Linked DNA regions of Mus musculus: regions 1, 2, 3 and 5 are each linked to region 4. A link is a loop called in an ENCODE intact Hi-C map of the cell type or tissue named here. Cell type or tissue: left cerebral cortex. All regions are shown on one strand. Region 1 overlaps Cdk7 (cyclin-dependent kinase 7). Region 2 overlaps Bdp1 (B double prime 1, subunit of RNA polymerase III transcription initiation factor IIIB). Region 3 overlaps Slc30a5 (solute carrier family 30 (zinc transporter), member 5). Region 4 overlaps Gtf2h2 (general transcription factor II H, polypeptide 2). Region 5 overlaps Bdp1 (B double prime 1, subunit of RNA polymerase III transcription initiation factor IIIB).

Region 1 (5,000 bases), 230 kb after region 4:
ATATTTCCCATTATTTCTCTAAAAGCCACTTATGTCCAATTCTTTCTCTCTTATTCTTCCCTACATTTTTTTGTTTTTTTTTCAATTTTTTATTAGCCTACATTTATTTTTATATTTTTTTGAAACAGGGTCTTGCATAGTTGGTCCGGAGATCACTATAATTAAGGCCTGTCTGGAATTTTTTTTTTTGTTAAAGATTTTATTTATTTATTATATGTAAATACACTGTAGCTGTCTTCAGACACTCCAGAAGAGGGCATCAGATTTCATTATGGATAGTTGTGAGCCACCATGTGGTTGCTGGGATTTGAACTCCGGAACTTCAGAAGAACAGTCGGTGCTCTTAACCACTGAGCCATCTCTCCAGCCCCGTCTTGAATTCTTGATCCTCCTGCCTCTGCATTCCCAGTGCTGAGTATTTCAGGTTTGACACTGCATCTGGCCCCTAAACTTTTGTTTAAACTTCTCCTCTACTTTTGTTTTCCAGGGTCTGATCATTTATCTGGTAGAATTAGAGATTGTTGGGTGAGCTGAGACTTAGAAGCAGGCCCTCTCAGGGAGGAGAGTCTATGTCTCTTGGCAATCTGTTCCCGGCATCTTTGACTTCCTTCATTCTCTTGACCAGAAGTTTAGCTTCCTCTGCAGCTTCCTCCTGCTCCTCTTGGTGTGCTGCTGTGCCAGAGCAACACACTGGTGTGTGTGTTGTAGGACACATGGAGTATCAAGGCACTGCATCTCAGGTACCCTGGTTGGTCCTGGGCATTTTACCTTCTTTGTTTAAGAGCTTTCAAGCCATATACTGGCAGACATCTTTGGAGACTGAAAGTTTTTAGATTCTCTTGTGGGCTGCAAGCTCAGAGGCCCAGGAGTATCTCTCAAGTCCAGGAATATCCTGCTCACTCCACCCCCACTTTTTTTTTAATACAGTAACTAAGTTGAGAACATTCAGATTGGTATCTACAATGCAACCATAAAAAGACTTGCCCTTCCTTTCTCCAGTTCTCCTTGGTCTGTAACAACACCCCTTAAACCCAGATATAGCTGTCTCTTATGAGGCTAGGCCAGTGCCTGGCAAATACAGAAGTGGATGCTCACAGTCATCTATTGGATGGAACACAGGGCCCCCAATGGAGGAGCTAGAGAAAGTACCCAAGGCGCTGAAGGGGTCTGCAACCCTATAGGTGGAACAATATGAACTAACCAGTAGCCCCAGAGCTTGTGTCTCTAGCTGCATATGTAGCAGAATATGGCCTAGTCAGCCATCATTGGGAAGAGAGGCCCCTTGGTCTTGCAAACTTTATATGCCCCAGTACAGGGGAATGCCAGGGCCAAGAAGTGGGAGTGAGCGGGTAAGGGAGCAGGGCGGTGGCGGGGGTGGGTATAGGGGACTTTCAGGAAAGCATTTGAAATGTAAATGAAGAAAATATCTAATAAAAAATTTTTTTAAAAAACACCCCTTATTCAACAGCAGAAACACTCTGCCATGGGTCAAGACACCTTGCTTCATGGAAGAACCCTGTCTGTTGTTGCCATCACTGATTCGGACCTCATGACCCTTCCTTCCACTCTTCACTCAGAACATCAACAGTCACATCTGTGGTCATGGGCATCTCACAGCAAGTATGAGGTTCTCCATCATCCACTTCAACAAGTCTCTGACGACAAGAGGCTAGGAAAGAGGTGTTTGGCTTCATCTTGACACAGTCAATTGCCAAGGAGATACGACCAAAAAGAGCCCCATGACCTTTAAAATCTAGGATTTTATTCTTAACACTCTATTTTTGTCAGCTTCATCAATGATGTCCACTCTGGTAACCCACTGTCAAAATCTTCCGAGAGCTCACATCCTCTCTTCTTACCCAGGGCTCAGGCAACTGATACTCATAATATTTATTTGGAAGAAGATGGCAAAATAATGTATAGGAGAATCTGTAATTTTTCTCAGATCCTTAAAAAATCTTAGGAATTAACAAATGCAGGTCAGGTGTGGTGGTGCACAACTTTAGTTCCAGTACCTGAGAGGCAGAGGCCAGCCTGGTCTACGGGTGAGTTCCAGGACAGCCAGAGCTACACAGAGAAACCCTGTCTCAAAAAAACAAGCAAACAAACAAAACCAGCAAATGCAAATCAGACTTGTTGACACATCTGTCAATCCAATATGGAGGAGAAGTGGATGGGGAGTTCAAACTCGTCCTTTGATAGAGTCTGAGACAGACCAGAGTCTGAGGCCAGCCTAGGTTATATGAGACCCCATTTCAAAAGGAAGAAAAGAAAACAAAGCCACCATGACAATTATAAAATCTGTGGGGGTTTTTAGTATGGGATTATTTTTTTATTTCCTGTTTTGACACATCAAAACTATGAACACCACCCACAACATTTTATAACATAAAATGCAAATATTAATGCTTTGAATAGAGAATTTATATCCATACATGCTATAAGATCAGTATTGATAAATGTAATAAACAAGGCCAATAAATAAAGTTGAAATAGAAGTTGTAGCTTATCTTAACTAAAATGTAAAGGCAAAATAAATTACTTATTCTCAAAATTTACTGTGTATGAAGCTAAACTGTGTGTGAGTACTTTTGAGGGAGCAGATGGCTCAGTTAGATTCCACCACACATCCCCATCAAGCATGCAGGCCTGAGGTTAATCCCAGCTCCCAAGGCTGGAGAAGCGGAGGAGGAGGATCCTGATTCTCTGGCCAGCAAGCCGCGCCTATCACCTAGCTCCAGATCCCAATGAGATACTATCTCAAAAACCACGGTGGAGGGCTGGGCTCAGTGGGTAAAGTGCTTGCTGTATAAGCCTCGGAACAGGATTCTGGATTCCCAGCACTCACATCAATGCCGGGCTATCTTGGTAGTTCTCCTGTGCTCAGGGAGATAGGGCTGCCCACAACAAGCCAGGTAGTTAAACTGACTGAATCTATGTAAAATGGAGAGAGACTGAACACACTTGATTTCAACTTCAGTCACCAAACATAAGCACCCATATACTTGAACAACAGCTCCCCCCACCCAGGCACATGCGTGCACACATTCGCACAAACACTCAGAGTGTAGACAGCTCTCAAGGAACCAAACCACACTTAAAGCTGTCCTTTGGCCTCTATACACACAAGTGCCCTCACTCCCATATACACAAAAGAAATAAAACATTTGCCTAGCAAGTCCAAGACACCATGTTATATCCTGAGGTTAGCTACCCAGGCTACCTATATGCATTGGTTTTTCAAGACAAGTGTTTTACTGCATAACAGCCTTGGCTGTCCTGGAACTCATGCTGTGGACCAGACTGACATCAAAAGAGATCCACCTTGTCTCTGCCTCCCAAGTGCTGGGATTAAATGAGCTCAAAACCATGCCCAGTTTACAATAATTTTTTGAATTAAAAAAAAAAAAAGTTACTGGGACACTCAATACTTAGCTTAGCAAAAATATCCAGTTGAAGGACTGAGTTAGATTCTGTCAGAAAGAGCTATGTGTTTTTTACTGTGATAAAGTAGACATAATATAAAAAGGACTGTATTCTGAGAACATAGCAAGTGTGACTCACTCCTAAGTTCTGAAAAGTTATTTCAGAGAAGACTGCTCAATTCTGTGTTCTTACCTGGTCACAACTTGATGTGTGTAAGCCCTATTGGGGCTCCCAAATGATTTGGCCAGGCCAAAATCTGCCAGTTTCAGAACTCCATTCTCATCTAACAACAAGTTGTTTGGTTTCAGATCCTGTATCGAGCAGTTATCAATACAAACAAAATGAAGCAGGATTAGAGGAAAACAACACATGGATACACTTAGTTAGGTTGCTTTACTTACTTAGTTAGGTAATCAAGACAGCGTAGCCCAGTCTGGCTTTGAACTCACTGTCATCAAAAAGATGACCTTGACCTTCTGATGCTTCTGCCTCTACGCTAGAGTGCTGGGACTAAGGGTTTACCAAATGTGGGGTTGAGGACTGAACCCCAGGGCTTCATATACGTTGGGCATCCACTTTACCAACTGAGCTATGGCCCAGCACCAGTTAACTTTAAAACTCAGAGAACAAAGCTGGGTGTAATGCACGCCTTTAATCCCAGCACTTGGGAGGCAGAGCCAGCCTGGTCTACAGATTGAGTTCTGTCTTAAAAACCAAAGGGTAGTAGGGGACCTTAGACAATGAGAGATCAAAATGGATGACGGCATGCACCAGTAGTCTCATAAGCACAGAGCCAGCCTAGGTTACAGGGGAGGTGCTATAGTCAAAACAAAACCACCGTCGGACTGGCAAGGTGGCTCATCAGTTAGAGCCATTTGCAGTAAATGTAATGACCTTAATTTGATTCATAAACCCCTCAAAGTGGCAGAAGAGAAGTGACTCCTGGGAGTTTTCATCTGACTGCCACAATGTACTGTGGCACACACCCAACTAGTCATGCACCTGGACTCACACTAACAGACACATGCACTTAAAATACGTAAAACAAAACTCCAACTGACCACTGACAAAAAGTTTAATCAAACTTAAGCAGCAACATTAAAAGTCAGATGTGGTAAAAATGCCCACAACTTTCTGGCCTTCAGGAGTTAAAGCAGAAAACCATGAATTTGAAGCCAACTGGGCCGCAAGGCAAATTCCTGGCCTTCCTGGAATACAAAGCAAGACTCTCACAGATAGATGGATCATTCCTTAGAATCTTACCCTGTGTAGAATCCAATGCTGATGTAAATATTCTAAGCCCTGAAGAGTCATCAACATGTAGGCTTTAATGTGGGATGGTGTCAGCACAAGGCTGTTATCCTTTATAATAACCTATAAAATAGACAGGCAATATGCAGCTATGTTTCATTATTCCAAATGAGCTCTAGCAAAGAACTTACTGATTTAAAATTAATATATTCATGTCAAGAATTTCTATGGTATAATATCCAACTCTCCTTTAAAAAGTGTTGTATGAGTTGGGCGTGGTGGCGCATGCCTTTAATCCCAGCACTTGGGAGGCAGAGGCAGGT
Region 2 (5,000 bases), 430 kb before region 4:
CATTTGGTCTTGGTCTCTGAAGTCGACCCCTCACTGGGAGAGTTGTCTGGACAACATTTTGCCTTGTTTCTTGTGTGACCGTATTCATCATGGGAGTCCTAGAAAAAAGAACAAGGGGGAAGCAGAGGGAGTTTGACTACAAGAAGTTGACAACTCTAAGAACATGCACCTTGAATTTCCTCTAATAAACTCCTATAAAAATATTTTTCAAATTATTCAAGGACAGTATTTTCTCACTACAAAAATATGGTATCAAAGTTAGGAAAGCCATAGGGGGGAAAAGTTATTTCATGTTTGAGATGTAGCAAAATGGAAGGCAAGGCCACGGCTAGTGTACAGTTCTAGATTAAAACCTAGCACAGTCAAGAGTAATAAATAAGGGGTGAGATAGTTGGGCAGAGGAAGCTCATTCAATTCTCAAATGTTAATAAGCTTATATGGTGTGCCTAACAAAATGTGTAAAAGTCAGAGGACAGAATGGCAGAGGCCAAGGACCAAAGAAAGAGGAGAAGGGGAGAGTGGAAGTTGATGTTTAGAGAATGCAAAGTTTCATTGAAAGGTTTATGAAAAAGAAAACAGTGTTCTGGGATGGATGGATGGATGGATGGATGGACAGAGGTGCTGCCCATAAAACAATAATTTATGTCACTTTGTTTGTACAACTAAAAGTGGTAAATTTTATTTTATGTATATATTTTGCCAACTTTTTAAAAGTCAAAGAATTTATAATACATATATATTTTAATGTGCTACTTTTCATAAATTATAAACAGTTAACAATAAATAAATACATCATTAAAAGATGTTCAATTCTATCTATTTTTTCATTTTAAGTGGTCTACCTTATCAGTTAGACAAATTATTCTCTATCCACTTTTTTTTTTTTAAATAAAGAGATATTTCAAAGAAAAGCCTCTCTTAGTTTAGATTTTTAAGGAAGTATCACTGTTTACCCAATAGGAACAAGTAAGCCATTTTCCTGGTTTGGGGTTAACTGAGAACCCTCTTTAGGTTCACTTGAATTTGGCGGTGAAGCATCCTTTTCAGTCTGTGTACATGGTAGTATCGCAGCCTCCTCCTCCTCCTCATGACCGGATTTATCATTTTCTCTTGATGCCATCAGGGAAGGTACATTCTAGACGTTTAAAAAGAAAAACCAATGGCAAAGCATTAATGTAAGACTAACGCAACCACTCTGTGTGGGTAACAAGGGGGGTCTGCTGCGCAGCACTTCTACTTCTAGAGCCCACCTTACAGAACATTTACACAAGTACAGAAACGTGCATGAACAAAGCTATGACTTATTCAGGACCATTATCCAATAGAAAAAATGAAAAATGAACAAAACACTGAAATAACATAGAAAATTAAATTTTTTTGGGGGGAGGACATTGTTGAGTACTGAAATGAGGTCCTCATGCATGCAAGAGAAACATTCTACCCACTGAACTAAATCTGAATTTCTTCTTCTTTCTTCCTTCCTTTTGAGATAGACTGTATAGGTCTGGCTGGCCTGGAGCTCAAGAGACTCACGTTCCCTACTTCCCTGAGTGCCACCACAATGAAGATACAGGGTCTCACTTTGTGCTTCATCCTCTTGAATAGCTACAACTACAAAGCGCACGCTGCACCACGCCCAAGCTTAACCTTATATATTCCAGCATATAACCACTTTAAGAAGTTTCTTCTTTGTCCTAAGCCCAAAAGAGGTTTAAAATACTGTATGAAATGGAAATATCAGCTGCTAAGGGATGATGGCATTGTGGCGTGTAACGCTTATATACATCTACATGTATATAGTCACAATTGCCACATTAATTAGGGAGGAGAAAGAAACAGGATATGGGGTTCTCTTGTTTTGAACTACAGACATAATTTTTATTTTTTTAATTTTTTTTGGTTTTTCAAGACAGGGTTTCTCTGTGTAGCCCTGGCTGTCCTAGAACTCACTTTGTAGACCAGGCTGGCCTTGAACTCATAAATCCTCCTGCCTCTGCCTCCCAAGTGCTGGAATTAAAGGTGTGTGCCACAACGCCCGGCTAGACATAATTCTTAAAATTAAAGATTTTGTAACAAAAAGTATTTCATAAAAGCAGTTTTTCTATCAGACAGGTGAGATGGCTCAGCCATTAAGTACACTGGCTGCTCTTCCAGAGACTCGGCATCTATTCCCAGCAAGCATGTGGTGGCTCACAACCACCTGTAAAAATCCAACCCCAGGGGATCTGAGGACCCTTTCTAGCTTCTGTGGGTACTGTACATATGGCTAAACACCCATACACATAAAACAGAAAAAGTAGCTTAACTTTACAAAGTTGGAGGAAGTACAAAACAAGAAAATTATTCTAAAATGCAAAATATGAATTTTAATTGTAAAGGGTACTTTAAAATAAATTCAGTTTGGGGCTGGAGAGATGGGCTCAACAGTTAAGAGCACTGGATACTCTTCCTGAAGTCGGGAGTTCCCAACAACCACATGGTGGCTCACAACAATCTATAGTAGTGAAATCTGATGCCCTCTTTGGTGTTCAGACAAACATGCAGGCAGATCCTACAAAAACAACTAAATGTTAAAAAACACAACACATTCACTTAAGCGCGGCCGGGCGTGTAGAGCTGTGACCCAGTTGCTTGGGAGGCAGGAAGAACACAAGTTCAAGGTCTCCCCAGGTTAGCTCAGACCAGCCTGGGCAAACTCGAGAGAGCTTGTCTTAAAACCCTAGGTTAGCTCAGACCAGCCTGGGCAAACTCGAGAGAGCTTGTCTTAAAACCCTAGGTTAGCTCAAACCAGCCTGGGCAAACTCGAGAGAGCTTATAAGTTAAGAAGGCTGAGGATCAAGCTGAGCTTTAATCCCAGCACTTGGGAGGCAGAGGCAGGTGGATTTCTGAGTTCGAGGCCAGCCTGGTCTACAGAGTGAGTTCCAGGACAGCCGGGGCTAACACAGAGAAACCCTGTCTCGAAACTCCCCCCTCCCCCCCCCAAAAAAAAAGAAGGCGAGGATCTAGCTCAATGACAGAAAGCTGTCCCAACATCTGCAAGGTTCCTAGGACTACAAGGACAAAAAGGAAACAAAGAACCACTGATTTTAATATTAACGTTTCAATTTTAATTCTGTTTAAATTCTAACATACAATCTTAACTTGTTATAAACACAGTTAATGAGACAAAGTATTTCCTTCAACTCATGCCTAGCACTTCATTTGTCATGTTACCTTAGTAACAGAATGGAATAAAGCGATGTTATTCCCATTTTTCCTAGAGAGGAACCTGTTACATTACTTGGCTGTGGTGACATAACCAAATGTCAAGTAGAGTCTAAAATATCTTAGCTGCCATCCTGAACACATGTACCCACACCTGCCTACCAGACACCAGATAGTTAACATAAACTATATGGAATGATGACGGTAAGCATAGAACACCATCCATGGTAAAAATTACAAGAACTTGCAATGGTTTAATAACCATAATAACAAGAAAAACTCCCCAAACCTAACCTCCACCTTAATCCTCACTCACATGTTGAGGAGAGAGAGCAGCTTGGTCACTGTCCTGCTGTAGCATGGCGGCCTCCACTTTGCAGGCTTCGGATTTCTTCCCAGGCACACAGTGCTCTGCTTCTATGGTTGCTCTCTTTAAAGCTGCTCTTGACAGGTTTGGTTTTGGTTTTTTGAATCGACTTCTCAGAAAGGGAGCTGGTTTAACTTGAAGTGGCTGCTGTTCTTGAGGAAGAGGTTTGCTTTTGGAAAAAGCATTAATAAACATGATCAGAAAGTGCTGAAGTTTGAAAGTGAGTGGAACTTAGAGACTGGCAGTAACCTTCTAATTGCTTTTGTTTTGTTTTTACACAGGGTCTTCCTATATAACCTAGGCTGGGTTGGAATATGCTCTCATAAGCCAGGCCGGCCTTCAATTCTCCTTCACTCTTTTGCCTCCACCTAACAATTATGGGGACTGTGGGTATGTACCATCATATCTGCTTAATTCTAATTTTTAAGAAGACAAAAATGGAACTATTCATTAAATTCTGAAAAACACCGAGTTGAACAATCCAGGCCATGTTCATTTCTAAATACTTGTTACATGTAATTTGTTAATAAGTATCACCTCTGGCTATCAAGATAGACTTAATCCTCTCTCCCCATCTCCCATAAATGACCTTAAAGCTTGTAACACTACCCTATACACACTACGGCTTGAAAGCTCACTTATTTCAACATAATCTGCAAACAGAACTTTACATTCTTTTTCTTTAAAGGCACACAGACCTATCCACTTGTACCTTAAGTTAGTATCTGAAAACCGCTCTAGAGCATCTGGAAGCGGCATCCCTTGGTCTGTTTCATGGCGTCCCAAATTCTGTGAGCAAGACTCCACATGACCTAAGTGGCTGGATATGTCCTTGTCAGTAGTTTCTTTTTCTTCCACAAGTGTAGGCATCACTGATATTTTACTGCTAATATTCTGGAGAAAAGAATCATAATATATCATCTTAAACAGAAATTCTATAAACATTTCACACATTTTAAACAAAGGTTTATTCCTAAAACAGTGATTTAAAAATGTTTTAAATATAAACCCCACAAATATTAAAAGTTAGACTTTAGGAATGCCTTCCCTTCACATTGTATATTTTGACTATTCTAAACCACAGATGTAATCATCTATATACACATGTTAAAAAGAAATCCTCAAAAATGCAGTTGAGTATGAACTACAAACAACAGGAATTTTTTACTAAAAGGTTTAAAAGTAGTCATTAATGTGGCGAGGAGAATAAAAATATATATTTTATATGACCATAGGAAATAAAATTTTAGCCTATATTTAAACTAAGGTTAGTACAAATTTAGGCTAATTTCGTAAACATAGTTTATCTAAATAAGTAACTTCAAACTGCCATTAGGATTAGTAACTTTCTCATAATTAGAAAAATAATCTTTTGAAATTTTTAAGTGAATAAAAAGGTACTTCAAGAACTTAAAAAAAATATTAGGAC
Region 3 (5,000 bases), 320 kb after region 4:
ATTCATTTGCAAATACTACCAAAAATAAAAAAAATTTATTTAATGGAGTGGTTAAATCTTGAAATACACCAAGAACTATATCATAGTTCTCTATTCTCTTTATCTCAAATCAGTGGTTGTAATTTCTCCTGAATAGTTTACATTTCAAGTAGATATACAGCTTGTACTTAAAGACTTAAGTTATAATTAGAAATTAGTTTTATATACAGAAAATTCATAAATATAGAATTTTATTCTCATTTTGTCCTTCAGATATGCAAAAAATCGACTAAAAACTTCATCTGAGTCTTTGTAATAAACATGTAAATACATATTTACAGTGGGGATGCTTCCTGACTGAGAGTAAATGCACAGAAGAAATTTTGGTCTTCACCAGAATCCATCATTATGCGTCCATTCCTGAAGATGATGTGTACGGTTACATCATGTTCATTCCAATGCAAGATTCCTTTCAAGCACATAATTCAAACAGAGCGACAATTTTCTTATTCAATGAATGCTTCATTCTGCATCTCAATTTTCTTTTAAAACAGACTCCTTAATCTAACAGTAGGGAGCTTAAAAAGTTTTCGTACAATTATGTGCAACTTTCACTCTGCTCTGACATTATCACCTCATCCGACCTCCGCTGTTCACTGTTCATGCCGCAGGGCTGCGTCTCACATGATGTAAGTGCCATCTTTGCAGTATTTCAGGGATTCCATCTGCTTCGTCATAGCCAGAACATCATGAAATCCAGTACTCAGGCCGGACATATGCTGAAAGTATGCCTCCTTTTCCACTTGTATGGTTAGGTTGTTTACTCCTGCATCTTTAAGTATCCCTGTAACCTGTTAAGACATTCAGAAAATTAAAGAATTCAGAATAATGTATTTAGTGCAGGTTTTCTTTTTTTAAGACAGGGTCTTAAGATTGTAGGTTGCGCCGGGCAGTGGTGGCGCACGCCTTTAATCCCAGCACTTGGGAGGCAGAGGCAGGTGGATTTCTGAGTTCGAGGCCAGCCTGTCTACAAAGTGAGTTCCAGGATAGCCAGGGCTATACAGAGAAACCCTGTCTCGAAAAACCAAAAAAAAAAAAAAAAAAAAGACTGCAGGATGGCAATTCACACTGCTCCATTTGCTTTTGTATCTCTGAGTGCAAGGACTAAAGGCAAGCCCCGCTATGCCCAGCAAACTACTAAGCCATATGGTGTATAAATTTTACACATGAATTATCACAAACAAGAATTACCTGCTGTACAATTCTCTGCTCCAGCACCTCAGATGTCACTTGTATATGAATTGTTCCCGCTACAATACTGGCAGAATGGCGCCAAAAATGAGGGTCTCGGTATGATATTAATCCCTCAATTTTCTGTATCTGCGAAATAAGTGGGGAGGTGGTATAAGTGATTTTTATAAAGTATATGCAGATAATTTGGTCTATAAATTATTATAGTAAGGCCAGAGAAGAAAACAGGATACAGACAGCTTGTAGTAACGTTGTTTAAGACATATAGAACATATTTCATTTATTCTGTTTCCTGAGCGTATTTAATGAGCTATAGCTTTCTGTATACTGATAAACATGCATACACACACAGTTACAGAAGTGACAGATTTAAAAGATATCCTCAGTTTTCAACACAACAGGATTGGCTAAATTATCAACTACAGAAAACTGGCTAAATAAGTGTAATATTATATTGCCACTAAAATGTATCATTTTTTCAATAGGATACTAAGTGGAAAAAGCTTACCAAACAGTATTTTGCTATTTTAATTTCCAAAATATTTTTGTTTTTCTTTTATGTGTATGGGTGTTTTGCCTGCATGTGTCTGTGCACTATTTGTGTGTCTGGTGTTCACAAGAGGCCGGAAGAGGGTGTTGGCTCCTCTAGAACTGAGTTACATAGACTTTTAGGAGCTGCCATGTGGGTGCTGGGAATCGAATGTAGGTTCCCTGAACAACAGCCAGTGCTCTAATTGCTGAGCAACCTCTTTAAGCATTTTTATGTAGTGAAACAACTTAAAATGTGTTATAAGATTTCATCTGATTTTTCTTTTTTATATTTTGTTGTACTTCTCTGCAATGGGTTTATTTGTGATTATTAAAGATCTATTTATTGTTATTTTATGTGTATGAGTATTTTTTTCTTCATTTAAGTGTGTGTATGTATGTATGTATATCTTGTGTGTTCAGTGTTCATGAAGGTCAGAAGAGGTCACTGGATCCCCTGGAACTGGAGTTGTAGACAACCAAGTTGCCATTGGGTGCTGGGAACTAAACCTGGGTCCTCAACAAGAGCACTTGTTGCTCTTCAATGTCACACCCTGGTCTGTGTGAGGGGAATCACATGTGCTTGGTAGAAGACTCCAAGAGAAGCAGACCCTAGTCTGTGACCTCAGTCTCCTCAAACACACAGAAGAGTGCACGGAATGCACTTTCATGCCACTCCCAGGCATGGCAGAAAGAGTGAGTTTCCTGTATTTCAGATTACTCATGACCACTGGCTAGTGTTATTTGTTGATATGCCCCTACAGAGAAACATTCGCATGTGTCTCCTAACCCCAACAGTATAAACTGTCTGATGCCCTAAATAAAGCTGCCTATTGTCTGAGGCTTTGTTCAACTCATTTTTAGGCTCTACTCTCCTACATGGTAGCACATGCCTGCAGTCCTGGGAAGCTGAGGAAGATTTGCTGCAAATCTGAAGCTAAAAAATAAAAAAAAAAAAGCCGGGCGTGGTGGCGCACGCCTTTAATCCCAGCACTCGGGAGGCAGAGGTAGGCAGATTTCTGAGTTCGTGGCCAGCCTGGTCTACAGAGTGAGTTCCAGGACAGCCAGGGCTACACAGAGAAACCCTGTGAAAGGATATACTATTAGTTTTGCGTTCTAGAAGTTTATAATCACAAAACAGGAGTCTGCTCATTGTATCTGGTTTACTTTGTTCCCAAGCACTTTTTTCTTTTTCATGGAACTGGAGTTACAGACGGTTGTGAGCTGCCAGGTGTGTGCTGGGAACCTAGGGACGACCAGAGCTCTTTACTACTGAGCCATCTTCCCGGACCCTCAAGCACTTTTTCAAATAAGTTTTTTATGTGTGTCTCTGTGTGTATGTGTGTATGTACAGAAGTTCCTTCCACCTTCTTTAAACCAGGATGTCTGGTGTGCAGCTTACAAATCAGGCTGTCCCAACCCCCTGAGACTGCAGGTAACGCTATCGTGCCTTCCTTCAACATCTCCATGGGTTCTGGGGACTGCACTCAGATCCTCAGGCGTGAGAGGCAGGCACTCTACTGAGTACTGAGTCATCCCCTAGCTTCCTGTCTTTTCTTTTTGAGACAGGGTGGTGTAGCTCAAAGACAGCTTTGAACTTCTGATCTTTCTCCTTCCACCTTTCAAGTGCTGGGAGCACATCTCCCATCATGCCCTGCTCACTTTTATTTTAAGTAATACTGAAAAGAAACAGAAATAAAACAAAAAACCAAAATTCTAAGCCCAACATCTGAAGTGAGGTTAGAAAGTCAGCATCTTTGTTTTCAGCCTATCCATGTCCTCAGCACCTGTCTGCGCACTGTTCCTTTCCTCTCCCTCCCACTCTTTCCGACTGACTCCCTCCCTTTCCAATAGCTCCAGTTGAATTAGAGCTTGTACATGTAGGCATGGACTCTACTGATCACTGCATTATGCCCTTAGCTCTAGTTATTTTCAGACAGTCTCACTAAAATTGCCTAGGCTGACCTTAAATTCTGATCATCTCACAAAGCAACTGAGATTATAGGCTACTAAGTCTGGATCTATTTAATTTATGAAATTAAATTGTATTTTATTAATTTATATCTTGCATACTACTTGTTAGATCAATTCATTCAACTTTAAGTGCTATTTTTAAAGGACAGAGTGAGTAGTGAGGAAATTACCTTTTCTAAAGCAATATGCAGTTCTTTTTCATGGTCAGGTGGTAGTCTCAGAAGTAGAACTTGACAGGCATCTTTAATCAGTGGGATCACACTGAGAAATATCAACACGGCAATAAAAAGAGAACACAGGGGATCAGCAATGAACCATCCAAACTGCTCTATGAGAACTGTGGACACAATCACGCCGATGCTGCCCAGTGTGTCTGCCAACACATGGAGAAATACACCTACAAATAAAACATTAGGGGCATAAGACATTAAAGTTGATCTGATTTAGCTCTTACCCATTCTAGCAGCATTGTTGGCTCCTATCAGTACCAGGCCCCTCTAGCAGCTGGCCCTTTGCAGTGATGCAAACATAGTCGCTGTCAAGGACTTGCAAGTACAGACTGTGTAAGGATGCTTGAAGCAAATATCATGGATATTTCATGGCTTGAAGCAAGTTTGTTTTGTTTTTCTCTCTCGCATGCAGGGCCTTGCAAGAGTTCTACTACTGAGCCATGTACTGAAACTTTGAGTCAATTTTTTCTTATTTTTTAAAAATAATTTTATTTATTGGCAGTCACAATGGCACACACCTTTAATCCCAGCACTTAGAGGGCAAGGGCAAGGCAGATCTCTGAGAATTCTAGGCTACCAGAGCTGCATAGTAAGAGCCTGTCTCTAAAAAATACATATGTACTTCAAGGCTAAATGTGCTACACAGCAAGATCTTGTCTTTTAAAAGGTTATATTTATATAGTTTAAAAAAATCGAGTATTTTTAATAATCTTAGAAAGATCTTTTAGTAAATGATATAGTCAAGTTTGTATTTGAAAAAATCTTTCTTTCTTTTTTTTTTTTTTTTGAGACAGGGTTTCTCTGTGTGGCCTTTGGTGTCCTGTAACTCACTTTGTAGACCAGGCTGGCCTCGAACTCAGAAATCCACTTGCCTCTGCCTCCTGAGTGCTAGGATTAAAGGCATGCACCACCACGCTCAGCTGAAAAAATTTTTTTCTTAAAGGTTATTACTTCTTACAAAAATTTTGAAGTAAATCAAAGCATTCTTTGGAAAAAACCCTGTCTTTATTACTGTGTGTACGAGGACTATTAGTGTGT
Region 4 (5,000 bases):
TTCTCATAGTGTTTTTGAAAAATCTAGCTATAAACTGTCTATACGTTAATAAGACATACTACATGTTTAACATTTAGAGTTATTTTGCTCTTCAATATTAAGTATACCAAAAATAGGTACATAATCTGGTTCCCTTAATACTTCAAAGAATATATGTCCCATTTTAAAAGAAAAATAAACTATATTTGACAGCAAAATAGGAATCTAGTTCTGAATTCATTTGTCTACATACCTGACTGATAGGGTTTTGATCAAAATATTCTTCTACAAAGTATTCCAGCAACTGTTGAAATAAAATTAAAAGGCAGCATAATAATAAAATTAAAAGGCAAAACAGCAGTAGCAGACGCCACGCCAGTGCCCTGTAGAACCTATTTATGGAGCAGGGCTTCTCATGACTTTGGGGGACACAAGGGTGTGAGCTGAGACAGTGTCTCACTATGCATCCCTGGCTAGCTTCACCTCACTCCTAGAGCAGACCGACACTGAACTTGGCGAGATGTTCCTCTCGCTGCCTCCTGGGCACTGGATTGTAGGTATGTATGTAACTCCAGCTCTCTCAGATTGTCATAACTGTAAACACGTTGTGAAAATGTTCAATTGTAAAAGCATGTGGAGTGGGTGATAAGACAGACACAGCCCCGTTTAAAGATGAGCCGCATCAAACACAGCAGGCACCTGCTACCCTGGCTACAGGGGAATCTGAAACAGGAGAGTCTCCTGAGGCAAGGAGTCTAAAGTCAGCTGAGGAAACACAGCAAGATCTCATCGTGAAATTCAAAACCAAAAAAATTAATGGATCCATTTGGAGTTGTCTAAAACAACATAAATAAGAAAAATATCCAGTGAGGAGAGAGGTGACAGCAGAATCAAAAACAGGCATCAAACAAACAAGGCACTGAGGCAGATGATCTCTTGAGTCTCTGGTCTGCAGAGCTAGTTCTGAGACAGCAAGGACTAAACAGAAACTTTGTCTTGAAAAAACTAAATAACTAAATAAATAAATAAGTTGGAATATTATTAGTATGTTGTTAAGGTGAAAAAACAAATTCAAAGTCAAAGGAGAATGAACAGTCAGTTGGGGAGAGGTGAGTAACTAGCCTCAGAACAGCAGTTCTCAACCTGTGGGACACAACTTTTTGGGGGCCTGAATGATCTTCTCACAGGGGTCGCCTAAGACCATTAGAGCAAAATGACAGTTATGAAGTGACAATGAAGTAATGTTATGGTTGGGGTCACCACAACATGAGGAACTGTAATAAAAGTTCACAGCATTAGGAAGGTTGAGAACCACTGATTTAGAGAAATAATAAACCAAGACAACCACTTTTTCAAGTTCTTTGTTTTGTTGTAGCTCAGGCTCATTTTAGACCTCATTTTGTAGACCAGGCACACTTGAGGTCAGAGGACCACTTTCTAGAGGTAATGGGTTTTCTCCTTTCACCATTTTTTCTTTTTAGACCTATTTATTTTATTTCATGTATATGGGTATCTTGCCTGCATGTATATCTGTGCATATACGTGCCTGATGCTTAGGTGTTGGACTTTCTAGAACAGGAGTTCCTGACAATTAGGAAGTTCCATATGGGTGCTGGAAATTGAGCCAGGGTTGCCTGGAAGAAAAACTAGTGAAAGCCAGGTTGTCAGTCTTGCACAGCAAACCTTAAAGCACAGAGCCATCCTGTCAGCCCATTTGCTTGTTTGTTTGTTTGTTTGTTTGTTTGAATTATTGGAGGATTAATTCAACACATATTTATAGACTAGTTCTTGGAATAAAAAGTCACTTTAGAAATGATCTGGTGTAAAGTCTGTGGACAGTGCCTCCAGCCCAGCATAAGAAAAAGTGAGGCGTGCTCAAACCCCTGGAATCTCAGAGCAGGACTGGGGCTGCTCCCCCACCCCGCCCCGGGGCCTCTAATGCCTGCTCTGGAACACGTAACCACGACCCCTAGCTGAGGTGACCACAGGCACCCAGTCACACAGCACGGCACCTAGAACACCTCTCCATGCTAGAGGCACCTCAGCATCCTTTGCCTTCAGCCAATGAGATGCCCCTTCCTGGAGACTCTCACCACCATCCCCAAAATTATACAATCCCTGGATCACCCAGAACAAAGCCTATGCAGCCAATCCACCCCCAATGAAACACCATGAACAAGCAAGCCGTTTCACGGAGCAGCTGCACCACAGGGAAGAACGTCGCCCACACTAAGACTCCCACCCCTCTGCACTCAGCACTCAGCACTCTGCACTCTGCACTCACTCCCAACCAGCCTGGAATCTTGCTTGTCCCAGGCCCTGATTTCCCCTCCTAGCCTTGCTCTGATGCCCCAAAGGGAGACCCAGATTCCGGACTCCCCGCCCCAGACTTTGCCCAACCCTCCTTGAGCTGATTTATCTGTGTATCAGCTGTGTCCAGATACAACCAGCAGAGAGGCAGAACACGGGACCAACATTTCTACTCAGTTAACATTTGTTACTAATTGGAAAAAAAAGCAAAACAAAATTTCCTGTACTCTTAAACTGTTATATAATATATATTTTTACTTATACATATGTATATACCCTTTCCCTACATTTAGCACAAACTTAGGGAGTCTACTATACCTTTAAAGTGCAAGTCAGTCTATTGGGCTTTAAATCCTGATCTTCCATTGTTCTCGATCCATCCACCACCACATACAGGTGGCGCATCTACCAAAAACAAGGAGAAATGTCCAAGTACATTTTTGAGGAAGAAGCAAAATTATTACTTACTATTCAAATATTCTAGGCATAAGTTTTAAATCTATTCGTTTAAAAGGTTGTTGTTTCACTGTTTATTCTGTCAAGTCAGAATATTTCTCTGATCCAAACTAGTTCTGCACAAACTAACAGAAAAATTCCTAACATACCATTCCAAGTCGGACTTGTCCATGGTGCTCAAACACTCTGTTAAAATTATAAAAAAACAGTTAATTGAACATCACAGCTACCAAAACTCAATAAAACAATCTGTGTCTTTTTCATTAATTATTAACTTTTGAAATACATAAAACTAAAGGCATCATGGGTAGTCTCTGGAGACCACTTTTCTTGGGGGCAAGGGCTACTTGCTAGCTCTTTACCCCTAGTCAGACAATTGTGGTAAGCTTCCCTAAGCACACAGTTAAAAAGAAATATGAAGGACGGTCACAGAGGGACAGAAAGGCTTCGAGAACCTCTTTTCCTTTTGTAACTCTTTCTCAAAAGCAGCTCATACCTTTTCCTCTTTGCCTTGAAGAGAATATCTTCTATTGTAGCTTTAAGTGATCCAGTTTCATCTTCTTTAAGAATTTCCCTGAAAGCAATATTTATTAGTTTGAAATAAGCTAAAAATACTAATCCAATAAAAAGTAAAACATACAAAGATCTGTATATGTATGTTCGCAGCAGCACAATCCATAATAACAAAAAACTGGAAGTTGATGAAAACATCTCAAATGCTGAATGAATGCACAAAATGTAGCATAAGAGTATAGAGATATTCTCCAGCAATTACAAAGGAGCACATTCAACATGAAGGAGCTGTGAAATTTACATCAAATGGGCAGGAAAGGTGATCTGTAGGTCATGACAGTGTGTACAGGTGGTGGGGACGGAATGAGTATAAAGGCACTTACTGCCCTCATTTACTGTTCTAAAAGTAGTTTATGGCAAGAGTTATACAAAACAGTAAATATTTTTCAAAAGAATTTCACTGGGTTGTCAACTGAGATATATTGAATTTTAATACACATGAAACACACTTTAATAAAACTGAAGTTAAAGAGAAAGAGACAGTATCTACAGCACGGCCAATTACATCTAACTTACCAGGTTCTCTCATAGCCTCCTTCCCACCGCTTGGTTCTCTCAGGTTCTTCATCCATGGTGCTTATAATGATATATATGCTTATTCAACTCTGTAAAAAAAAAAAAAAAATAGATCACCAATTAACCTAATTACTTAACAGTTAGGGACAAAGTTTAAAATATCAGAATGCAAGGTCATTTTATTCTTGCAGTGTATTCAGTAACTATTCTATGAAAATACAAAATTCTCAGTTGGGCAGTGGTGGCACAAGCCAGCATGGTCTACAGAGCGAGCTCTAGAGTGAGCTCCAGAGCAAGTTCCGGGACAGCCAAGGCTACACACAAAGTAACCCTCTCTCAAAGAAAAAAAAAAAGTCAGAAGATTAGAGACTAGTCCTAAGGGGCTTTTTATGAAACCTGCTACAATATAACGTTATTAATTAAATTCTGTATATTTCCCACGGAGTCATCATTTGCCTCAGAAAACTTGATCGTTTGTCTTTAAAAGGTAAAAATACCTCAGACTGGCAAATGCTTACTCAGCATCCTATCCTCCATGTGCAAGAATAGCTGTCAGCCCAGACAGTTCCTATCTGAAACCGCAGACAGGGAACTAAAGCCAGAACGTTATTCCCTGAGCCTCTCATGCTGATGCACCCTTCCCTCTTCAAGCCCAGACTGGGCTACACAATGAGACTCAAGCCCCTCAAACACCACTGTGAACATAAAAGTAAAGTTCTGCCTGGACATGGTGGAACTGATGGGAGGTGACTCGGAAATAAAAGATAAAAGACAGGTATCTGTAGAAGCAGGACTGGCTTTTTTACTCAGAAACAGGAGGGCAGAGGCAGGTGGATCTCGAGCCCAGTCTGGTCTACTAACAGAGTCTAGGACAACCAGGGCTCTGTTACACAGAGAAACTCTGTCTCGAAAACCAAAAAAGTAAAAAAATTAAAAGGATGAGCCCTTAGAAGAGGGAACAAAATACCCATGGGAGGAGTTAAAGAGACAAAGTTCGGAGCAGAGACTGAAGGAATGACCATCCAGAAACTGCCCCACCTGGGGATCCATCCCATATACAGTCACCAAACCAAGATACTATTGCAGATGCCAACAAGAGCTTGCTGACAGGAGCCTGATATAGCTGCCTCCTGAGAGGCTCTGCCAGTGCCTGCCAAATACAGAAG
Region 5 (5,000 bases), 420 kb before region 4:
ATGTGAGATACTTTGAGTTACTGGGCAGGAGACTCCTGAGGCCCCTAAACAACAGAAGCTATCACCACTGCTCTTGCTTGTTCACCGTAACTGAATGGTCAGACCCTATTGTTGAAGACACAACATACTCTGGCTGCAGGACATAGGAAACCAAACTGGAACTGAGCAGAAAACCTCCTCCCTGCTGCCTACTTTTCATAGTGTGGGATGATGCTATGCACACACTGGAGAAGAAAGTCATCAATGGTCCTACCCAGTGAACCCTGAAGCTACAATACTGTCCTACCTGGCAAGGTGTGCCCACTGGTGCAATAGTGTCATAAAGATAGATGTGTGTGGGCTAGTGAGATGGCTCAGTGGTTAAGAGCACTGACTGCTCTTCCGTAGGTCCTGAGTTCAAATCCTAGTAACCACATGATGACTCACAACCACCCATAATGAGATCTGACACCCTGTTCTAGTGTGTCTGAAGTCAGCTACAGTGTACCTATGTATAATAACAAGTCTTTGGGCTGCAGCAAGCAGGGACTGAGTGACTGGGGTTGACCAGAGTGAGCAGTGGTCCTAAAAACTCAATTCCCAACAACCACATGAAGGCTTACAACCATCTATACAGCTATAGTGTACTCACATAAAATAAACAAGTTTAAAAAAAAAAAAAAATAGATGTGTGTGCCTTCGCATGTACGTGGGCATGTTGACACAGCAAGCCATGTGTGGGAACTAATCACTTTCTAACTGGATCTTGGCCTAAGTGACAGGAGGGAATTCCTGCTTTGTACTGTAAATCTGCTCAAAAGCCCATCCCTGAGAAGGGTATAGGCCCAGCTAGGAACCTTGTACTCTTTGTTCCCCTAAACAGATATGGTATTCACCTATCTTCTGCATATTTGTGCTTAAACATAGCTATTAGGGCTGCTATCAACTTTGGGCAGAGGAGTTCCTTTCTGCATTGATTAACAGGTACGTCAGAGACTCATACCTTGTCAAAGTGTTCTCCATAAGTGACTGCTGAGTGCTACACCCGAGATGAGGGTGGGGCGCACGCACCCCCAAATGCACATGGAGATCAGAGGACAATGTATAGGCAGCAATTCTTCTGCTTTTCTCCATGAGACCCAGAGATCGAAATCAGGTCATCAGACTTGAAAACAAGTACATCTTTATCCAGTGAACAACCTTGCCAACCCCCACCCTTAGGGCCTACAGAGGCCAGAGGGCATCGAATGCCTTAGAACTGGAAATGCAATCAGTCATGCTGGGTGGTATGGGGCTTGGAATGGAAGCTGGCTCCTCTGCAAGAGCAGTAAGCAATCTTAACAGCTGAGCCTTCTCTCTAGCACCTTAGTTATTTATAGACACAATATAAACTGAGACACACAGAGGCAAGGTGGTTTGTTTCTGTAGGGTCAGTGAGATGGCTCAGTTCTGCCCTCCACAGCACGCTGTGCATGCATGCACTCGGCCTCTCCTCAAACACAATACAGAGTATCTTGATTTGTCTGAAACAACTCACTGAGCTCTAAAGCTGTACTGCAACTGGTAAAGTGATGCTTACCTTGGGCAGTCACTAAGAACCTGGGGCTGATCAGGCTGAATATTCTCAAAAGGGTCCTTTCTTCCAGGCTCTGACACAGTATCTTCACATTGCAAGTTTTTATGTGACTCATTTTCCGTTTGTGGAGGAATCTTAATAACAAAGTTCATATTTTACATTTCACAATAAAACACAAACCTTTCAAAAACTTTACTGAAAAGTACATGCTAGCCAGGGTTAGCTGCACACTGTACTACAACACTTGGGAGGTAAACACAAGAAGATCACAGGCCCAAACAAGTCAAGGCTACAAAGGGAATGTGAGAACAACCCAACTACAAAAGATCCCATCTCATTTGAGTAAAAGTAAAATGGTTTTTAAAAAATGACAAAATTATAAAATAAATTTAAAATACCGTTTAATGTTTTTCTTTTAGCTACCTAAGAAATTCCCTCTACCATGTCTCAAAGTCCCATTCTTGTCTGTCCACACATAAAGCAATGTTTCAGACTTGTTTATTTCAGTCTGTTTCAATCGCATCACCAGAATCCTCCAGTGTTTATATTTCTAAATACTTAGTGTTGTAAGTACATTAGAGACTATAAGAAATATAACTAAACACAGGTATAGTGATGTAGCTTAGTTGGTAAGAGCGTTTGCCTAGCAAGCACAAAGCCCTTGGCTCAATGGGCATGGTGGCATGTCTACAGTCTTAGCACTTGGGTGGAGGCAGGAGGATCAGAGTTCAAGGTTATCCTCATTTATACAGTGAGTTGGAAGTCAGCCACGAATTTGTCTAAATATATAACCTATTATTCAATTATATATAAAATTAAATGTACATGTATATATAACTAAATATATGTATATTGAATATATTTAACTATATATATAAATATATTTAGATTCTGACCAAAATATAAAAGAGAATTATAGCAGAAAGAAACCAAATCTTAAGTCATGATAACTTTCTGGTTTCTTCAAAGGAGTATATGAAAAAATCTACAACTCCATGAACCAGAGATAGCTCAGTAGTGAGAGTACCTTCTTAGCTGGAAAGAGGTCTTGGGTTGGGTGTTTTACATACCACAAGCACACACGCAGGTGCATGCACACACTCAAATCATTATCTCTGTTTTTGGAATTATTCTTTAAACACTTCCAGTATTTAAGCCAATGTTAAAGTTCACATATATGACTATCTTTTTAAAAGGAGGCTGAGAATGTGGCTCAAGGGCACAGTGCTTGCTTGAGAACCTGGGTGCAGTCTCAGGCACAGGGAAAAGCCAAGTCCAAATATGGAGTGTGATGTGAGCAAGCCAATATTAGACTCTGACTGAAATATAAAAAGGTAATATAAAAGAGTCATGCACAATGCTCAAATATCTCAAATAATGTAACATAAACAAAACTCCTCAATGTGAGATTTTAGCCACAAATGTAATAAAACATACACAAGCTTATTTTAAAAGAACAAAAGACTTACAATAAGACATATATACTTGCTCAATAAATGTTATCAGAATTAATCTACTTACCACAACACAGGATTCATCTTCACTTTTCTCTACATGGGCCCCAAATTTTTCCTGTGAGGTGAGAATTTCTTTCCTTTCTGCAGCTTTCACTACATTTGGCTTTGGTCTTTGCATTCGACTCCTCATTAGTCTGGTAGGTCTTAAAACCTTTGCCTGACTATCCTGCTGTACACAGGATTTCTCACTCAAACTATAATCACAAAGAAATGAAAGTAACAATTACAGAAAAGTCACAACATTGCTTGGTTATATAAATAAATCAATCATGTTAAATACAAAGCACTTCCCAAGTATCCACAAGAATATCTTGACAGATATTCACCACACATGCACACTTTACTCTTGAAGGCAGACAGTCCTGGAAGCCTAGCTGTAGACCATGACCAGGTACCACCCCATCCCCTCCCAACAGACCAATCTGCCTGTGCCAACGCCTTCCCTATCACCGATGATGAGCTGAAATCCCTCTGAAATGTAAGTGCACAGCAGAACTTAGTCTGACAGCAGCTGGTGAGAAAATCAAACACTATCACCACCCTTCTCTGGACATTGCATATAAATACATAAACCATACCGCCAAGCCGGACCCTGTGTGTGAAAATGAAGAAACATGTGGTCAACTGCAAGCTTTAGAAGAAATAGGTGAGAACCTTGAGGAAAGACCCTGAAAAACACCTCAGCAACTGTTCTTCAGTAGCAGTGTTGTTGACTCTTACAGACATATCTGTCATAGACACTGTAAGAAAGTGAATTCTCCAAATGATAGGTGATATTAAGGTTCTCAGGAGAATCAACGAAAATGTTATCCTGTGCCTCAATTCCCATCTGAGAAAATGTCATTTGCTGTATTCATTAATGTTACACAATAAAACCATCTTTAAAAAGCATCAAAATTTCACTTCAAAATTGGAAAAAAACTATATCTGCCGAGCATGTGATACTATTACTTCTTTCAGGACATCACTGTTTAATGCCAGAGAAGTAGTGCTAACTTGTAGAATTGCATCCCACTGAATAGTCCAGAATCTATTGATCACAACCATATTTGAAGATCAGCTATCCTATCAAGTTAATTATTCCTTTAGAAATCAAATCACTTCAAATACAACTATCCACAAACATATATCTTATTTATTTGACAAGACTTATTAGTAAACTGAAGGAAGCACAAAACCACTAACTCAGCGGTACAATGATCTAGGAGCTTTACTTCTTTGTGAGACCAGTCTCCTGTATGACCGACCGGCTGACCGCAAAACTATCCTGTGTATGAGGATAACCTTGAACGCCTGATTCTCTCCCCTCTCCCTCTCTCTAGTGCTGACATCGAAAGCACACACCACCGTGCCTGGTTTGTATGTGTGGTTCCGGACAGATTACGACAGGCAGTCAGATACAGCCCTAGCTCTGCCCACACCATCATTTCTATCTATAATACCAAGCACAGAGAACATTAGTAAAAATTCCTACTACTATCTATAATGAAAGTAGACTTGATGTACCATAGTTGAAAAATCTGACTTTATTAAAAACAAAAACCCTGATAATTACAACCATTCCTGAAGGTCATTTCTTCGCAAGTACTTACTCAGACACAGTTTTGGCACCTGGGCTCTCTCCGTCTGTATTCTTTGCTACAGATGTTTCAGATTCATTCATGGTCTCTTTTTCCATGTGATTCTGTAAATGTAATTTTTTACATTTAAGCTACTTACAGTAAAATATTCCACTGAATGGGAATTAAAAACAAACTAATCTTGAGTGCTTTAATAACAAGGCAATTTTCTAAACACCCTAAATACTGATGAGACTATAACAAAACACATAATCTTACATGGTTGGAAGGCCCTTCCCAACATCAAGAGTAATTCAAATACTGATATTCTCTGACCATGACTATCATCGTAGACTGTATTCTAAGAAA

Evidence for each region. Hi-C counts contacts between places; a loop is a spot of excess contacts. Peaks named below come from ENCODE experiments on the same cell type or tissue, not always from the same donor. Only the 100,000 strongest peaks of a DNase experiment are listed, where the experiment ranks them.
Region 1: a loop joins it to region 4, with 2.7 times the contacts of the local background. A loop is called at or near these places in 5 of 42 quality-filtered maps.
Region 2: a loop joins it to region 4, with 5 times the contacts of the local background. A loop is called at or near these places in 5 of 42 quality-filtered maps.
Region 3: a loop joins it to region 4, with 5 times the contacts of the local background. A loop is called at or near these places in 4 of 42 quality-filtered maps.
Region 5: it touches region 4 in a loop (4-fold over the local background); 5 of 42 quality-filtered maps call a loop at or near these places.

What each region holds. Positions count from the first base shown.
Region 1 is chr13:100,712,883-100,717,882 of GRCm38, forward strand. Cdk7 (cyclin-dependent kinase 7) reads right to left here. Exons shown (of 12, transcript NM_009874.3): 6 at 4,690-4,800; 7 at 3,619-3,737. Among named protein-coding and RNA genes, the nearest start is that of Cdk7, 16 kb to the right of the region's middle. In left cerebral cortex, no CTCF peak of the experiment used is centred here; no DNase peak of the experiment used is centred here.
Region 2 is chr13:100,055,206-100,060,205 of GRCm38, forward strand. It overlaps Bdp1 (B double prime 1, subunit of RNA polymerase III transcription initiation factor IIIB), which reads right to left. Exons shown (of 39, transcript NM_001081061.1): 18 at 4,284-4,465; 19 at 3,521-3,740; 20 at 954-1,135; 21 at 1-98. Among named protein-coding and RNA genes, the nearest start is that of Mccc2, 42 kb to the left of the region's middle. In left cerebral cortex, no CTCF peak of the experiment used is centred here; a DNase peak (open chromatin) is centred at 2,694.
Region 3 is chr13:100,802,632-100,807,631 of GRCm38, forward strand. It overlaps Slc30a5 (solute carrier family 30 (zinc transporter), member 5), which reads right to left. Exons shown (of 16, transcript NM_022885.2): 14 at 3,903-4,129; 15 at 1,231-1,359; 16 at 17-830. The coding sequence ends at 660. Among named protein-coding and RNA genes, the nearest start is that of Ccnb1, 19 kb to the left of the region's middle. In left cerebral cortex, no CTCF peak of the experiment used is centred here; no DNase peak of the experiment used is centred here.
Region 4 is chr13:100,486,242-100,491,241 of GRCm38, forward strand. Gtf2h2 (general transcription factor II H, polypeptide 2) reads right to left here. Exons shown (of 16, transcript NM_022011.4): 2 at 3,835-3,923; 3 at 3,242-3,319; 4 at 2,895-2,931; 5 at 2,608-2,694; 6 at 233-283. The coding sequence starts at 3,890. Among named protein-coding and RNA genes, the nearest start is that of Gtf2h2, 3.9 kb to the right of the region's middle. In left cerebral cortex, no CTCF peak of the experiment used is centred here; DNase peaks (open chromatin) are centred at 2,176 and 4,424; H3K27ac peaks cover 343 bases.
Region 5 is chr13:100,062,801-100,067,800 of GRCm38, forward strand. It overlaps Bdp1 (B double prime 1, subunit of RNA polymerase III transcription initiation factor IIIB), which reads right to left. Exons shown (of 39, transcript NM_001081061.1): 14 at 4,665-4,756; 15 at 3,077-3,266; 16 at 1,559-1,689. Among named protein-coding and RNA genes, the nearest start is that of Bdp1, 39 kb to the right of the region's middle. In left cerebral cortex, no CTCF peak of the experiment used is centred here; no DNase peak of the experiment used is centred here.